Linked DNA regions of Homo sapiens: region 2 is linked to region 1. The links are chromatin loops, found by intact Hi-C in ENCODE. Cell type or tissue: PC-9. All regions are shown on one strand. Each heading gives the region's core, and the rest is flanking DNA. Links, peaks and the distances in the headings are about the cores only. Region 1 holds the start of FLNA (filamin A). Region 2 holds the start of DKC1 (dyskerin pseudouridine synthase 1).

Region 1 (2,901 bases), core at 147-2,646:
TGAGCGATCCTGTTTCTGCTGCCCACCCCAGGCCAGACCTGGCAGCGCCTGATCCATGGCAGTCAGGTTCATCCCAGGGCTCGGAGCCCTGCAGTCCCGTCCCGGGGCCCTGCCTGACGTAGGCGCCCAGCCAACACCTGCAACGACCTGTTGCCCCCACCCCAGGAAACAATCCCGGCTTGGGACAGACACCAGGGGCTGTGACTGTGGGTGGCTCCTTGGAGAAGGTGGCCTTGGGCCTCGGCCTTTCCACCTGGGGTGCGCTTGGCTCCCCCAGACTCAGACACGCAGGATCCTTGTGATTGGGCCTAGACACGAGCCCTGCAGTCCCTGTGGGCGCTGGAGGCGACTCCCCCACGAAGCCCTCCCTCCCCCAGGGCCTGGCGGCCCTCGCCGGCGGTGAGCTCATCTCGGGGGGCGGCGTCGCCCGGCGGCGGGTCGCTGGAGCTCACGGCGTGCCCCCGCACCCCCGCCCCCCACGCACCCGTCCCGGGCTCCTGGGCAATTTTACCAATTAAGGCTTTCTCGCCGGGCCGGGCCGGGCGCGGGGCGGGCGCGGGGCGGGGGTGCGGCCAACAAGAAGGCGGGCGGCGGCGGCCCATTCGCGTGGAGGCGCGTCGCGCGCAGCGGACGCCGACAGAATCCCCGAGGCGCCTGGCGCGGGCGCGGGCGCGAAGGCGATCCGGGCGCCACCCCGCGGTCATCGGTCACCGGTCGCTCTCAGGAACAGCAGGTGAGGTCTCCGCGGCCCGGCTTCGCGCCGTAGGGTCGCCGCGCTCCTCGTCGGCCGGGGGCGGGGTTGGAGAAGGCGGGCAGAGAGGCCGGAAAACGCAGGCGCCAGCTCGCGCCCAGGTCCGGGCCAGGTTCAGCTGGGATGCGTGAGCCGATGGAGGCTCCCCTGGCATCTGGGAGTGAGTGTCCAGAGAATAGCTTCCCTAGTTGACCCACGAGCCATGTCTGTGCCCACGAATGTGGGAGCCTGAGGCCATGGGGGGTCCCCGAGAGAGAGAGGGTGTCTGGGCACTTGCCCATGAACGGACCACTGCATGCCTGAGAGAGAAGGGCCCTGACACCAGGAACTTGTGTGGACTCAGGGCGAGTGGCCACCTGGAAGGACACTTCTCAGCCAGTGTGCCCACTGGGAGGGGGACAGCGTGTCCCTTGCTGGCTCGAGTCCACAGGGCACCAGCTGCTTTGGGCACAGGGGAGCTGGTTCTGGGGCTGCTCTACTCCATGGGGGCCATGGTGAGGATGAGACCAGGCCAGGTTCCTTGGTTGGGCCCTGGGCCCTATGCCAGGTTGGCTCTGAGTTGGATGCGCACTGCCAGCCAGGATATAACCAACAATGTCCCCAGATTCCCGTGCCACCTGGGGCCAGGCAAAATAGGTTAAAATCCACTGGCAGACCCATTTGTAAGTGCTCCGAGTGCACCGTCAAGGTGGGAGCTTGGGAATGGGCGACCTCACCTGCCGCACCTGGACTTGCCAGCACAGGTCTCTTCTCACCTTGCCAGTCTGCGGCTTCCTTCCCTCCTGCGCCCCCTGGCTACGCAGGCCTGGAAACAGCTCCTTAGGGATCCCAGCTGAACAGCTCCTGGGCTTGGGCTATACCTCCCAGTGGGAGGGTCTGGCCTGGGGTCTGAGGGCCAGGGGTGGTGTGGTGGGCGGGGTGTGCCTAACATCCAAGAATCTACTCCAAATAAGGGAAAATATGAAAGAGCTGGATTTTGGCTTCCCAGGACTGCCCGATCTGGTGGCTTTGGGATCGGGCGACATCTGGCGGTTGATACTATGTTCTAGGGACAAGAACCCTCTACACGCCCATTCCTTGTTTCCTCTAAATAGGGAAAAGCTAGGGCTGGAAGACACGGCACCCACCTCCTGACACTCTTTCTGCTGGAATTGACCACTGGTCACTCTGACTCAGTTTCCCTGAGCTCTGAAGATTAAGGAATGAACCCAGACAACCCAGCTCAATGGCCCTTAGTGGAGAGAGAGTCAATTATTGATGGAATTCCGTGCCTGGGAACTTGCTTTCCAGTGGGGCAGGGGGACCAGAAGGACAACTTCAAGCCCGTCTTGAATGGGGCCCGTGCAGGGAGGGGTCTGTATGGGTTCCCCCTTCCCAGCCCTCCCTCCCACCTCCACCCCAGCTCCCAGACGCCCAGGCGCACTTGGTGCAGGTGTGTCTCAAAGTGGTCAGGAGAGGGGACAATATACAGGGGTTGGCCTCAGTACTGGAAAATGCCATTTGCACCCCCTAACACCACTACTAGTGGGAAAAACCAGTGGGGCCACAGGCTGCCCCGAAGTGAATGTGCTGGGCGGATCACAGCCCCACCACGTGTCATGTAGACACCCAGGGCTACAGGAGAGTCAACCATATTTGGGCATGACGTGCTGGCCAACCCAGGGCCTCCATCTCTCACTGGTCTTTAGCAGATAAATTAATTATTACTAGAATTGAACAGGAGGGACAGATACCTGCCTTCCTAGAAAAAAAAAAAAAACACTCAGAGGAGGAAACATTCTGGAGAGGGGAGGTACCGAGGACTGAGAGGGAGGGGAGTGCACAATGGGGAGGAAGCCATAGGCAGGCTGGCTTCTGACTGAAGATAGTAGCAGTGAGCGTCCCCAGCCGTCCCCTGGTCCCAGTCTACATCTCGGCACAGCAGCCACTGCACCATCTCCAGAGTTATCTACCAGAAAATTTTGAGTGAAGAGCCCCCACAGCTCTGGGGACACAACCCCCCAGGCCCCTGATCCCTGTCCTCAGGCCTCCTCTGCACCTGCCACCACACCTGAAGCCCACCCAGACCCAGGTGCTCAGAGCCTGACAAGTCTTATGGGAACCTCTGAGCAGGCCCCTCTGGGTCTGGAATGCCACTCCCGTGTTTGCCC
Region 2 (2,899 bases), core at 1-2,500, 390 kb before region 1:
AGCCTAGGAGCCATACGCTACACCATATACAGCCTAGGTGTGTAGTAGCCTATGCCACCTAGGTTTGTGTAAGAGCCCTCTGATGTTCACACAATGATGAAATCGCCTAACGACCCATTTCTTAGAACGTATATCCGTAGGTAAGCGAGAAAACAAGGTGTGTAAGGCCAAATGTATGGGTCCCATGGCTGGGTAACTGACTGTAGGCTACTGCACGTGTCGGCTTCCCTTCCGGTTCACCACGTGGCTATGGCAGAGCTTAAACATCCCACAGAAGCGCTCACGCAGGGGGCCGGAAAGTTCCATAAGCGACCACTCGACTGTCCCCGCGGGCTTGTGGCCTCTAGAACTTTCTTGCAACTCGGAGCTCTATCCCTGCTCCGGGGTCCCTCCGCTCCTTTTCTTCTCGGCCCGTTTCCACTACCCTTGCTCCCCTAGTCGCATGGAGCTGTAACGGCGGCGTCCGGGCTGGCAGCAGCACAGACACTGCCACGTCCCACGCCACCGCGGGGTGGGCAGCACGGCAGATGTCTTTCGACGGCGACCCGGACCCCAGGGAGGTGAGAGGGCCGAGCCCCATCATGCCAAGTCACCGCGAGGGGCTCCCACTCTCGCGCCCTTGCCACGGAGCCAGGGCCGAGAGACAAGGCCGGCTTAAGGCCGGGCGGTGAAGAGGCCGACACGCCGGCGGGAACCAGAGGGAGGCGTGCGCGGGCCCCGATACCATCCCCCCACCCCCGTTCCCCGAGTCGCCCGGAGTTAGCACGGCCCGGAAGCCTGCAGCCCTTACCTTCCGCATCCGCCATGTTACCCTGCACCGCGTGCGTGCCGCCCGGTCCACAGCCGAGGGAACGACCGCAGACTCCCGCCGCCTTGGTCCCGTCAGGCCGCGCTGCTAGGACCCACCCACCCGCGCACTGCCCTGTGCGTGCCTTGCCGCGGGGCGGGAGGAGGCGGGGCCATCCCGGGGGCGGAATCCGAGGCGCCCGCTGGTCGTCTGCGCAATGCGATTTGCTGGCTCGGCCAGTACGGAGGGCGAGACCGCGCATGCGCTTCGAGCCTCAAGCAGCCTGGTTGGCCCAGGCTGGAAGCGCGAGTGCCGCCCGCCCCGACAGCCCGGAGTCTGTGGGCGTGGCCCCAGCTGTAGTTGCTTCACCTCCGGGTTTAGCTCCGCGCCTGCGCCTGGGCTCACGGCTGAACGCTCCGTAAACAGTACCTCTTTCTTTGCTTTCTCACACCGACCCTTTCAGGTTGCTGTTGGATCAGTCCTGATGCATAAGTGAACATGTTGAAGCTCGGAGAGGTTGAAAGGCCTTTGCTGCTTGCAGTTCCCATCCAGCTAGAGCAGATGGCCAATAGGAGTAGTGTGCGTGCCACATGTTGACTTTTAAATTTTCCAGCAGCAACATGAAAGAAGAGTAAAAAGAAAAAGGTGAAAATGATTTATAATGAATTTTTTTAACCCAGCGTATCCGAAATATTATCATTTCCACATATAGGCAAAACACAACAGTATGAATGGGGTATTTTACATTGGTTTTTTTTTTTTGTCCCCGCAAAGACTTTCCGGTGTGTGCGTTTATGCTCACAGCACACCTCAATTTGAACTCTACGACCGGGCTTCACGCCAAACAGCAGAGACAAAGCACTGGCACTAAATCTCATAGAAACAGGATGAGCCTGGGTATCATGATAGGCAGCAGGGCTGGAAGCTGGAACCAAACTGATTTCTCCCCAGGGATCTTTGGTGGTGTCTAATTGATCACAGTGTCCTGTAGTAAGCCATCATGATCTGTATAACCCCGGTAACTCTAGGTCTGGCTAAAGGCATTCTGCCTTGAATCACCACAATGGAAAATCATGGTGCCTCATCTAATTCCCAGATCTAGTCAGTCCACAGGCCAGAGCCCGTGAGGTGAGCCTGTAAAGGTGAGGCCAGGCACATGTAACGCTACAAGTGTGTACTTTCAGCCTGCCTCCTCCCTTCTCGTGGGACCCGTGGCCATTTACCAGGGGCTTGCACTAGCCCGTGTGAATCACTGGGGAAGTAGAATGCCACTTGGTCCAATGGTCAGAAGTGGAGTCAGCCCACGTCCCTTTCACTATCAGCCACCCTGTGGCTCTTTCCCCGGTTCTTGAATCCATACTTGTAATAAACACAATTGGTAGCTGGATAAATTCCCAGAGGGGCTTCCTGACTCAAGGACTGAGGGTGATAATGGAAGGAAAGAACAAAGGAAGCCTCTGGCACATTATCATAATTGAGTCCCTGGGAACTGATTTGATCATCTCACTGTACCCCAAGACATCATGCTGAGTGGACCTGATGCATAGGAAGTGGCAAATATTTCACCACAAGGTGAGAGAGAAGCCCCTTGAAAATTCAGGGAGGTGATACCTCAGTGAACTTCCTGGGCATGCAGTGGGCTGAGGCATGTTGAGACGGTCCCTCCAAAGAGAAAGACAAGTTGCCTTACTTGGAACCCTCTGCTTGCTAAAAAAGAAGCATGACACTCAGTGGGCCATTTTCTGGAGATGGCATACCCCATTAGGATGCTACACAGAGCCTTTTCCAAGCTTTAATAAGAGACTCACAGTTCAGCCCTCTGGAATTTGAAATAAACTTAAAGCTAAGACCTCCACACACAAAAAATAATAATTTGCCAGGAGGAAAAGCTCCTGGCTTGCTGTAATTATTTACTGAAACGGAATGACTGTGATACATGTGGTCTTAAGACCTGACCTGCCCATGATAAACTGGGTGTTGTCTGACCAAACCATGAGTACCATCAAGTACAATGATGCAGCCACTTTAGAAAATGGTCTGGCAATTCCTTGAAAGGTTAAACACAGAGTTACCATATGACTCACCAATTCTACTCCTAGGTATAGACCCAAG

The links. A loop is a pair of places that touch in the nucleus more often than their neighbours do. Peaks named below come from ENCODE experiments on the same cell type or tissue, not always from the same donor. Only the 100,000 strongest peaks of a DNase experiment are listed, where the experiment ranks them.
Region 2: it touches region 1 in a loop (4-fold over the local background); 2 of 110 quality-filtered maps call a loop at or near these places.

The regions. Positions count from the first base shown.
Region 1 is chrX:154,372,338-154,375,238 of GRCh38, reverse strand. FLNA (filamin A) reads left to right here and starts at 605. Exons shown (of 48, transcript NM_001110556.2): 1 at 605-733. RefSeq lists silencers at 519-658, 669-728, 2,271-2,330 and an enhancer at 1,818-1,867. In PC-9, for the core only: CTCF peaks have their summits at 1,468 and 1,667; a DNase peak (open chromatin) is centred at 1,628; H3K4me3 peaks cover 1,497 bases; H3K27ac peaks cover 744 bases.
Region 2 is chrX:154,760,873-154,763,771 of GRCh38, reverse strand. It overlaps DKC1 (dyskerin pseudouridine synthase 1), which reads right to left and starts at 908. Exons shown (of 15, transcript NM_001363.5): 1 at 791-908. The coding sequence starts at 806. RefSeq lists enhancers at 378-477, 1,228-1,287 and a silencer at 828-1,127. In PC-9, for the core only: no CTCF peak of the experiment used is centred there; a DNase peak (open chromatin) is centred at 1,051; H3K4me3 peaks cover 1,813 bases; H3K27ac peaks cover 1,650 bases.